2 separate regions of the Homo sapiens genome follow, and region 1 is linked to region 2. A link is a contact called in ENCODE POLR2A ChIA-PET data. All regions are on one chromosome and are shown on one strand. The core of a region is the stretch at or near the end of the contact, and the rest is flanking DNA. Distances in the headings are between cores, read along the strand shown.

The links. ChIA-PET counts read pairs that join two places held with the same protein, here RNA polymerase II (POLR2A).
Region 1: POLR2A ChIA-PET joins it to region 2 with 18 read pairs in activated CD4-positive, alpha-beta T cell. The contact joins two enhancer-like sites. POLR2A ChIA-PET finds 5 or more read pairs at or near these places in 2 of 52 experiments (activated CD4-positive, alpha-beta T cell and activated T-cell).

What each region holds. Positions count from the first base shown.
Region 1 is chr5:39,195,192-39,201,051 of GRCh38, forward strand. The region is part of intron 2 of FYB1 (FYN binding protein 1); the gene reads right to left. Among named protein-coding and RNA genes, the nearest start is that of FYB1, 21 kb to the right of the region's middle. Within about 2 kb of position 3,085, at least 3 of the 41 ENCODE cell types and tissues checked have a DNase peak (open chromatin) inside an H3K27ac peak, as active enhancers do.
Region 2 is chr5:35,829,332-35,835,400 of GRCh38, forward strand. No RefSeq gene overlaps it. Among named protein-coding and RNA genes, the nearest start is that of IL7R, 25 kb to the right of the region's middle. Within about 2 kb of position 1,405, at least 3 of the 41 ENCODE cell types and tissues checked have a DNase peak (open chromatin) inside an H3K27ac peak, as active enhancers do.

The sequences.
Region 1 (5,860 bases), core at 1,835-4,334, 3.4 Mb after region 2:
GTGACATATTAATACTTGGAGAAATCTTGCTTTAAAGAATAGCACTTACCGCTACGTTTCTAAAATGTGAACATAGAATCCTTTTTCCCTGTGGTGGCTAGGAGCAACAATTTGGAAAATACTGCCACATGCTGATATAAAACAGTTTTCAATATGTAAATATCTAATAAGGTCATGTTAAGAGAGTACACATAAAAGGAGAATGGGGGGAAAAAGAAAGGTGATAGCTTTGGGGCCTGTGAAGGAAAATCTTACCCACTCCTGGAAACAAGTTACTTGCTGGTGAAAATAGCCCAGGCACCTTTTGGTTTCAAGTTGTTGTAGGCTGGATTAGTTAAATGATACATACACAGATGAGGAGGGGGCCATCAGTCTTTTGTTAATGCCCTCTGGGGCCCTCGCCTTACACCTGTTGCTGTCAAGGTGCTTAACTGATCATTCCTATAGCTAACATATGGAAAAAATCAGTCTTGGTCTCTCAGCAGTATTAAGAACAAGACTAGAAAAAAGGGTCAAACTGAATATTTCCCAGCAGGTTTTTACTAAATCATACATGCAAACCAATAGTCAGGCCAGGGATTCTTATGAACCCAAACTTTGGTGAGGCATTGTGTTGACACATGGGAAGAAGCCCTTTCAGAACTGGCTCAGGACCCAAAAGGAAGCAAAGGAAAGGTTAGTTCAGAGAATATTTTGATATTTTGGGTTTTTTTAAAAAAAACGTTTAGTCTTTTGTAACCTTAAATTGTTCTTAGGAAAAAAAAATTTAGCTTCATGATCAGAAAGCAACATGTTAGAGTCAAGCTTACAGTTTACAAGGAAGGGAGCTCAATAGATCTGCAAGATAGACCCTCTCTTATAACATTTATTTTGTGTCCAAGCTCCATTCAGTTGAGTACAAGTCTACTGGCAGGGGTTATCTATTGTGTTAAAACAATTGCTAAGCTATAGAGTATTAAAATCTAATACTGAACAAAATCTGGGAGTAAATAAATTCTAGTTAAATATAATTCTTTCTTTTTTTTTTTTTTTTTTTGAGATAGGGTTCGCTTTGTCACCCAGGCTGGAGTGCAGTGGTGCAATCTCGGCTCACTGCAACCTCCACCTCCTGGGTTCAAATGATTCTCCTGCCCCAGCCTCCTGAGTAGCTGGGAGGTGCGCACCACTATGCCTGGCTAATTTTTGTATTTTTGGGGTTTCGCCATGTTGGCCAGGCTGGTCTTGAACTCCTGATCTCAGGTGTTCAGCCCGCCTCGGCCTCCCAAAGTGCTGGGATTACAGGCATGAGCCACCGCACCCGGTCTGGTTAAATAGAATTCTGTGAAAGAATAAACTTGAGAAGCTAACAAAAATTTATATTACTTTTGTACTCCAAATGAGAGAATGGCAAGCAGACTGGCTTCTGTCTTCATGGAGCTTATAGTGGTATTTACAAAACAGACAACAAACAAAAGGCATGTTTCAACCAAAGGCCACAGAAAGGGAGAGGAATGAGGATTTTGGGAGTTTCATTTATGCTTGATTCATTGTCTTGTGATATTCTGTGTTTGAAGAGAGGCAGCCCAGCACGAGGAAGTGGAATGCGGGTGGGAACACAGTCTGCGGAATCAGAAAGACATGAGATTGACCCCAGCCTTGTTTAGTCATGTTATGCCTTTGGGCAAGTTACCTAACCTCTCTGAGCTTTAGTTTACTCATAGAATTCCTATTCATGGCTTGAGAGGAATAAACGGCATAATGTGTATGTGGTATATAGCAAGTCCTCAATAAATGATGAATATTTTTAACAGTTAATACATTGGGCAAAGATGATGAGATGGAGGGTATATCTGGGGAAGAGGTTTAAAGAATTGGATGAGAACCTGGAAAGGAAGAAATGAGGTAGAAGGCTATGAAAACAGTATTAGTTTAAAAGGCATATAGAGTTATTAGATGAATGTTTGTTAATTTGAACACTAGTATAATTACTTCTAACAAGAAAAAATAGTCTTTTTGGAGTCTCTGCATTCACTGAGCAAGGCATTTCATTTTGCTCCCGTCAATAACTATTAAATCTTAGTGAATAAATATTTAGTAATAGAATCTCATTTTTTCTAAAGCATAGAATCTCTCTTCTTTCCCATTTTATTACAAGCAAATAAATAATTTTCTAATTATACCATGCAGCAAATAATTTATCTGGAAGCCCTGTTATATGAAAATTCATGCCTAGTCAGGTGTGTTTAGGGCATTTTTTGTTGGAGTTCATGTAAAAACTCCAATCTCAAAAAATTTTAGGGTCTGTAGCAGCACACTAAGAAGCATTTTCCCTGGAAGTTGCCAATCTAAGCAGCTGTGGCCAATCATAATCCAGAGCAAATCCATTGGCCACATTTATTTATTTCTTCCAGGTTGACAGGTAATGGGGAAAGCAAATGCACTCTGGAAACAATGACCTTCGAAAACTGCCTTTGATAATACCAGTGTCTTGGGATAACAGCCATCTATACTGGCTTTGCAGCCTCTCCACCTCTGCTTGGCTGAGTCAGATGCCTTCGCTTGGCTTCAGCCAGTAGGAGATGGCAAAATCTGGGGGCACTTGTGACCTAGTGCCACTTGGGTGCCGCCTACTGCTCTCTACCAGCCTTTGCTGTAGGGAAGGAGGCATCTGAGCGCAGAAATTTCATGGACTTCTGGTGGGAAACCTCTCTTCCAACAATCATTGTTTGACTCTGGCATCATAAATCACAAATACATTTCTATATTACAAACAGAAGTAAGTAAAATGCAGTTTCATGATTCCTAGAATAATATAGTATAATATAAAATGATTTATACTATAAGATGATCAGAATATCATGGGGCTGGTGATAAAATTTTAATGCTAATAAAAGTAATAAAATTATAGACAATGCTCACTTATTTTGATACTATTATATGTCAAATTCTGTATTAAGCACTTACAACGAATCTCATGTAGTGATTATAATGTGCTGGCGAAGTAGGTGGTATTATACTCGTTTTTTCAAATGAAGAAAGACATACACGGAAAGAGGTAAAGCGAAGGTCACATAGCTAGTACATTAGTCATGCTTAAACCCCAGGTCCACTGACTTTGAAGTCTACATTATATGGCAAACAACTCTCATGCTAGGCTCTGTACCATTAATAACATTACTAATAGATAACCTGGCAACTCTGCACATTGGTTTAAAATGGGTTCATTAAACTGCTGTATCTAATTCATGGGACATTATAAGTAATAAAAGACATAAACATTTTGAAAGTCCTTTGAAAAAAGTTAAAATCCCATGTACATATTAGTAATAATATGTATACATACACAGATGGTGCCCTATTTATGACAGTTCAAATTAATGATTACTTGACTTTATGATGGTACAAAAGCAATATGCATTCAGTAGAAACCATGGTACAGTATTCAATAAATTACATGAGATAGTCAACACTTTATTATAAAATAGGCTTTGTGTGAGATGATTTTGCCCAATTGTAGGCTAATGTAAGTGTTCAGAGCATGTTTAAGGTGGGCTAGGCTAAGCTATGACATTTGGTAGTTAGGTATATTAAACGTGTTTTCAGTTTATAATATTTCCAACTTAAGAATGTTTATAAGGATGTAACCCGATCACAAGTCAAGGAATATCTGCATATATATTCTATATAAATAAATAATACACTTATGCTTTAAACATAAACATGCAAACATACATACAGGGGCACGATGGTACATGGAGAAAGTATTAAACTTGCAATCTGAAGACTTGGATTTTAGCCTCAGATATATGATTTGGTTATGTCACATCTCAACACTCATTTGTGAAATGGGGGCGATAATTACACTTAATAAAGAATTTTCCCATCTAAAGACTGTACGTACAATATACCACATGTTTATGTATACGTATATGTATATTATTATTTAATTATTTAATAATTATTTATTTTCTACTTACATACTCCAGAATTATAAAAAATAGAATTTCAGAATTTTAAAAAATTTTGCTACAACAGAAATTTAATTCTTTTCTTTATATTGCTTATCCAGTTATATAAAATGAACATATACTTTCTAATTCTGATATATTTTAACCTTCCTAAATGAAATGGTAAATTACTTAGTATTTCTAGCATTGTTTAAGAAAAATAGCAGTGGCAGGATCAAGAGTCAGCAGACCTGACTTAAAAAACTTTGTGTTCAGAAAATAAATGCTTACTTTATGACACATACACGAGTTTATTTTCTGCAGTATTGTTGCAAAAGAACGCTTTTGGAAACAACACAAATTGTTAAATTGATTAAGCTTGTCACCCATTTACTGAAGTATTATGCAACTCTAGAGAATAATCAGTTACTCTTTATTAAAATGTGGAAAGATATACAGGATTTATTTATTTTAAAAATACAAGGATCAGAGCATTGCACATAATATTCTACTTCATGAGTAAAAAGCCGGGGTGGGGGGTAGTATTTATGTTCATATTTGCTTCTGTGAACATAAAGAAACTTCAGATGGACATATAAGAAATTAAGAAGAGTGGTTTCTATGGGGTAGGGGCTGGAAAGACCCAGAAAGTGGCAGACAAGGGTTAAAGGTAGCTTCACTGTACACCATTTTACACTTACTGCTTTTTCAGTCAGAATGTAATTTCTACTTAAAAGATAAAAGAATTCAAATGCTTTTTAAAAAGGTGAATGCTTTAAAGGGGTATTATTCAGAGTTTAAAGTTATGAATCAGATTGCTTAATCCAGATATCAAATGAGGTCAATCTAGATTAAGAGGGATTGAGTTTTGATTTGTGGAAGAGGTGAATGAATAGAGAACAGGATACATTTTGGAGCATAATACATCTCAAGGCATCAGATGTTGAGGGGGTTACACTGATGACAGGATTTAAAATGTGAACTGTGGCATGGGCTACTGACAGTGAGGAAGCATTCAGGAGCAGGGGAGGGTTGCAAAGGAGAGGAGAAGGAGAACAAGGATAAACTCCGTCTGCTCTGCAGTTCTGCCTGGGTCCCTTGTAGCTTTACTTCACTAAAAATCAGACCTTGTCAGGCCTTCAGAGTCAGAAAGAGGACTTGGTTAGCATTTGTGGCAACTCACTGAAAAGCGTGACACCGGGCAACATGTGTTACCACCATGCTCTGCCACCACCCACACTGGAGCGGGAGTGAAACAAAGATGGAAGAAAGTTCCCAGGGATTTCTGCCTAACATCAGAACTCCTTCCCTGGTGTGAAGTCACAGCCATAAAATGGAGGTCATAATACTAAATTTTTTATCCGAGGTGAAGAAATAAGAGAAATAAGGGACCTTTTAGAAAGTCTCACAAAAATAATAGTTCTGAATTATGACCTGGTAATGAAACAAGATGACAGATGAGGAGGAGATGCAATGTGAAACAAGGATGAACCTTTCTGGAAGACAGATGGTCATGGGATCATTCCAAACTTGCTTTCTGTGTGTTTGAATTAGCAGAGGACTTGATCACTAAGCTGTTTACGAACAAGGAGAATACTGAACTCAGGAAGATAACATATCGCAAGATGTTTCTACAGTGCAAAAACGAAAAACAACCTTTAGGCTTAGAATTGCTTTAACTAGACCATACTTCGGTAAGGAGAAAGATGCGACTACAAGTAGTGTGGTCACCTGTAGGCATCTTGTTTCCCCCTCACAATAAACAACAGTTGCACATCATTTACCTAAAATATTAATCATCTCAGGCATGTGTGAGCTTCTTACATGCAGTCACTCAGTACCACATCCAAGAGAATTGCAGTGATATCTCTGGTAGAAATTTAAACTATTTACCCGAAAGGAGAGTAAAGTACTCCTTTGTCTGGCTCATTTTC
Region 2 (6,069 bases), core at 155-2,654:
TGAATGTGTGTAGTGTCTATACTCATAGATGTGTATATGCTATATATGATTCTGTCAGCATATAGAAAAATATGTAAGATATGCTCTAAGTTATTAGCCTGAATTTAGAGGATAAAAGATTATTGTGCATGAAAGGGCAAACAAACAAAAAAAATGAGAGGAAAACTGCATTTGAATAGCATGTTTAATATCACATTCATGTAAAATTAGGGGTGTATGTGTATCTTTATACATAAAGAAATTGAGGGCCTAGTGCAGTGACTCATGTCTGTAATCCCAGCACTTTGGAAGGCCAGGGTGGACCGATCACTTGAGGTCGGGAGTTCAAGACCAGCCTGGCCAACATGGTGAAACCCTGTCTCTACTAAATTAGCTAGGTGTGGTGGCTCACACCTGTAATCCCAGCTACTCAGGAGGCTGAGACAAGAGAACCTCTTGAGCCTGGGAGGCAGAGGATATAGTGAGCCGAGATCGTACCACTGTACCCGGGCCTGGGCAACAGAGTGAGACTCCAACTCAAAAAAAAAAAAAAAAGAGAGAGAGAGAGAGAAATTGGAAAACCTTGGCGTTTTTTTTTGTTTGTTTGTTTGTTTTGAGACGGAATCTTGCTCTGTCACCCAGGTTGGAGTGCAGTGGCGAGATCTCAGCTCACTCTAACCTCCGCCTCCTGGGTTCAAGCAATTCTCCTGTCTTAGCCTCCCAAGTAGCTGGGACTACAGGCACATGCCACCTTGCTGGGCTAATTTTTGTATTTTTAGTAGAGATGGGGTTTCACCATATTGGTCAGGCTGGTCTCGAACTCCTGACCTCAGGTGATCCACCCGCCTTGGCCTCCCAAAGTGCTGGGATTATAGGAGTGAGCCACTGCGCCCAGCCATCTTATTCTTTTTATTTTTAAGAAACCTATATATGCCATCAAGCACTATATATATATATATATATATATATATATATATATATATATACACACACACACATTTTAAGGTAAAACATGAGACTTCAATGTCCTCAAAACATGTCCTCCTTCTTAACTTACTTCAAATGACTTTGAGATGAAGGTTTGAGAATTCCTGCTTAGATCATTGCTGCCTACATAGTATCTCTCAGTTTCATTGCTCTGAGTAGAAAAAAGAAATGACAGTGAAGATTGATATTTTAATAATGACCAGGAAGGTGATGATCTGGGATCACCCCATATCAGTTACTTCTAACAGCAGGCACCTTATAGTGTCTATTATTACTTAAGTAATAATAGTGATTAAAGCTCCTTGAGTTCTGCTTTGAGAGTTAGCACCTGACTCCTCTTCATTGAGCTCAGAAACTGCCACCTATCCGCAACACCTTCCTCTTTAATGCTTGTTCTCCCCATTTTACTCCCCAACCCCCACTCCGAAGAAATAAACACCAAATTAGCAGTATCTATATCCCACATCACGGTGCAGAATGTGGGGCAGATTACCAAAGGATGTGAGAGGCACACAGTTTGAAGTCTTTTTATCCTCAGAGTTAAGAAACATTATTTTTTCCTCCCTACCACTACCCACATCTGAGCACAATCAGACAGACAGCCAAAATACACATATGGCAGATCAGCTAGAAAAAAAAATACGGCCATACTTGCATTTTGTTTTGAAGATTTTCAGATAATATCAAAGATTGTTTCCAAGCCACAGTCCCAGTTTTATAGTCCAGGGCAATGCTTTAACCATTTCAGAAATGAAAAACAGCATAGGTTTCCAATTCTTTCTCTTTGGAAGCTCTGGAACAGATCTTAGTTCACTTCAATGACAAAGCTGTTTGATCTAAACAAATACATAATCTGATACATCAGGTGCTGTCACCCAAAATGTTTATTTTTATGAGAAATTGAAAAGTAGTAAGATATCTAGATATCCAAAACATCTACTATGTGCTTCCTTCTCTTCTAAGAAGATTCCTTCCTAAAGGAAGGTTCTAACCATGGATTAGCACAAAGACAGTCTTCCTTGTCTCATTTTTCTTGTTACCTGCAGTAATCTTTCATACAATAGTGTTGGTGGGTAGTATAATATTTACCTACAGTTAGCTAAGGAAAGTCTGCTTCAGTTAGCATTCTAAGGGTTTCAGGTGTCAAGTAAGTGTAAACATTTGCTCTTCCTTGGCAAATAACTTTATGTCATTCTCACTCCATCTTTAGGAATCAAATGTTATCCACCAAGTAGACAGGAAGTACCCAAGCCTGCATGGATGAAGTGGTGATGGCCATTACTAAGAGCAATTAGGAGAACCACAGCCTCTGATCCATAGTAACTTCTCTTTCCAGCCAAATACTGACCTGGAACTAGGCAGTAAGTGTCCAGGCTCACTCTTCCGTCATAAGGCATTAGCCGCTACAAGCTAAGAAGAGACCAAAGAGATAAAGTGTCACTCTATCTCCTCCACAGCTTCTCAAGAATTAAAGGGTCCATTGGAAACATGGATTCTAGTCCTGTTGCTGGCTTCTGGAAATGCAGCCAAACAGTACTGGGGACATAGTGTGAGCCACAGATTGGGCGGGACACCCTGTGATAAAACATCAAATTTGTCACACACGAGACATATGCTTTGCAACATGTGTGTCCCTCTCTCATAACTTCACAGCAATGGCATAAGCAATATAATAGTCTCCAAGAAGTACAATTCTATTGTACAATTCTATTATCTTCAAACATCAAACATATATGATAATAAGAACTAGGATGACAAATGTGCTTTCTGATTAAAGAACATTTTTTCAGAAGATTATTCTTTTCAGAGTTAACATCTTTGGGATTGAAATGAACCTTACAATTAATATCATCATAGGTTAGTGAAATGCAGTAAATAACAATATTAAATTCACATATCAATGTTGTTGGTTCTAAAGCAATTGCAAATACTTGTGAAATAAGTTGATCTCTTAATCATGCTCTATCATGTTTTTTGTTTATTGGTTGGTTTAACTGTGTTTTAACCTTGGAATCGTTTTCTTTATTGCTAGTACCTAATTAAACTTCCCTCTAAGTTACCTGATTTACTAAAATTCTGAATTATTTGATGCCACAATAATGATATTTTGCTTTAAAGGCAATTTCTACTGTTATTGTAATCATCTCATCTGTTTCTATCCTGGCTTGAAGCCCAGCTGTCTGGTCTTCTCATTGTACCTGATTCCATTTGAATGGACTGTAACTTATATTTAATCAGTATAAAGGGAGGACTATGTAGTTCTAAATTTTTTCTCCTTGTTTTCATTCAAATGTTACATAGATTTTTATTTTTAGAACTGAACACCTTTTTAAACAAATATACTCGTGCTTAGCAGGACACTAATCTGACCTACTTCGATGGGAATGTGTTGAACAATTGCAAATCACTTACCAACACTGGCTGACCTATTTTCAATCATATAAGGTTTCTCTGAAACATTTATCAAGAGGGAACATGAATTTAAATCATTATAGAATTGTCTCTTCAATCAAACAAGAGCAAAATGACAGAAAATGCTACTACAAAATCCTATCCTCTGTTTTTCAGATAGTGTCATCTTTTTCCATGATCCTTTTTTTTTTCTCCCTGAGTGTTGACTCATTATCACCAAGAATCAAGTTGCTACTTTAGTAAACTCATCTCCTCTCAGATAACCAATTGATTCCTTTTTACTACAATGATGACTCAAATCTAAACGAACTTTTAAACAAATCTCTGAATTAAAAAGCTGTTTGTAGGATTTGATCAGATTATCTGGTGTTTTATGAAGTATTGCAACATTGCCAGGATATCATGCTTTTGGTATTGAACGCTGCTGCACATAAAATGATCTTTATTTAGGACATATGGAAATGCAACTCAAAGTGACACTCGATTAAGCTTTTGAAGGATCTTATCATTTATAATATCTAAAATTATCCAGATAAACCATACATCCATTCATTTTTATTCTATAATTGCCAATGGGCTGATTGCATGTATTTTGGGTGTTCCCTTATTGGGAAAAATGTTTTTAACACCTATAAACCACAAGTAGAGTGTCAGATTAAACAAAGCTCTTTGTTCCCGTAATTTGTTCAAGACCAACTGTATCCGTAAGCAGAAGTTGCTATCAGCATGATTCTGGCCCAAAGTGCTGACTTAGAACATATGTGGGCTCACAGCTCAGAAGGTAGTGGGTCTACAGAAATAAAAGGCTGAGGGTGAACTGGACTTCAGAAACCAAGCAGAAGAGGGGTGTAGGAAATCATTTTTATTTCAATGCAAAATTGGCTCAAGACTTTTATTGTGTTTTCATTGCCTGGGAAAACAAGACTAATTTCAACTTATCTGAAAACTCAGTCTCACAGAGCACCACTACCTCAAAGTGGCTAAAACAAAGTGAACTTCTGGTGCATCACAAAAATAAAAGCTGATGTGTCAAGACAGAACTGCTATCTAAACTATGTAAATGGAAAACCTAATTTCTCTAAAGTTTCCTACCTGAACACATTTTTGTTGTTGTTGTTCAAACAAGCATGTTGATATATTATCAGGAAACATCAAGATGCTGCCTGCAATGGTTAAAATACTGATTCTTTGACAAAGTAACTTACCACAATATAACCAAGAAAGGAATAGATACAGCCAGCCAGAACTGAGCCAATTGTGAGTTACCTGCAAAAAAAAAAAAAACGGGGAAGGGACCAAGGAAGAAGAAAGATGGGCAAAAACATGTTCAAGATTATGGCTTCCTTTCATTGAGAACTGAAATAAGAATGTGAGGGTAAATCGAACCAGGATGATTAATTAACCCAATCTTTTAAAACTTGAAGTCAACCCATTTTCATTATTTGAAAATTTTAAATCAGAAACTACCTTGTTTCTGAAAACCTGAAAGATTACTTTTTTCTGATTTGTTCCACTGAAGTGGCATCAGCATGTGCATTTGCTCTCCTAGAAGGTACAGGAGTCTTTTTCAGATTATAGAAAACATGGTAGGGCTCTCAAGAGAGTCAGTGCTGAAAGACATTTGCTGGCATCCCAAATCCATGATCTTAAACTAAGCCAGGGCAGAACAACTTGGAGAAATGTTAGAGGAGAACCATTCAGATAGCTAGAGGGCTGAGAGATGACACAGTAATAAAAACATAGAGGATCTGAGATTATTCTTCCTGAAAGAAAGGTGTGTGTGTAATTTAGTAATGTTTTTTCATGTATGTGAAGATGCCTCTGAAAAGCCATGAGTAGCATTTTTTTTATGTTTTACTGACTTCAACAAAAGAAAATGAACTTAAACTACTGCATAAACAAATTAGCTTTACTTTCAAGTTTTTTTTCTTTCTTTTTTTTTTTTTTTTTGAGTTGGAGTCTCACTCTGTCACCCAGGCTGGAGTGCAGTGGCGCAATCTCGGCTCACTGCAACCTCCGCCTCCCGGGTTCAAGCGATTCCCCTCCCTCAGCCTCCCGAGTAGTTGGGACTACAACTGTATGCCACCACTCCTGGCTAATTTTTGTATTTTTAGTAGAGACGGGGTTTCACTGTGATGGCCAGGCTGGTCTCAAACTCCTGACTTCAAGTGATCCGACCACCTCGGCCTCCCAAAGTGCTGGGATTACAGGCGTAAACCACTGCACCCGGCCCAAGCTTTCTTTATTCAGTCAACTTTTATAAGAGATTGAACTAGAAGACCTCAAATGAAGCTCCAGGCAGTTTCGGACATCAAGACTCTCTTCAGTGAACTTCCTACTTACTGAAGGACACAGACTAGAACAGGTCATTGCCCACCCATCCCCATTGTAGTGAGTCCCCAAGAGGCCATGGAAATGCAGCAGAGGGGCAACTAGAATGTGCACCACAGCGGACTATGCGGCATCAGAGTAGAATGCCAGGGAGCCAAAGGAGTCTCTTCCTTGGACACAGGATTGGGGAGTTTTCTTTTACTGAGATGATTTTGAAAGAGTCTTTTCAAGGCCCAGACTAACTTTTAAGGTTTGGCTCCTTCCTACACATATAATTTCGAAGTTGTATTCTCAGAGACATATTCATGTAGTCATGAAGAGCCTGGGTTTGAAATCATATGAACTTACATCTTTCTTAAA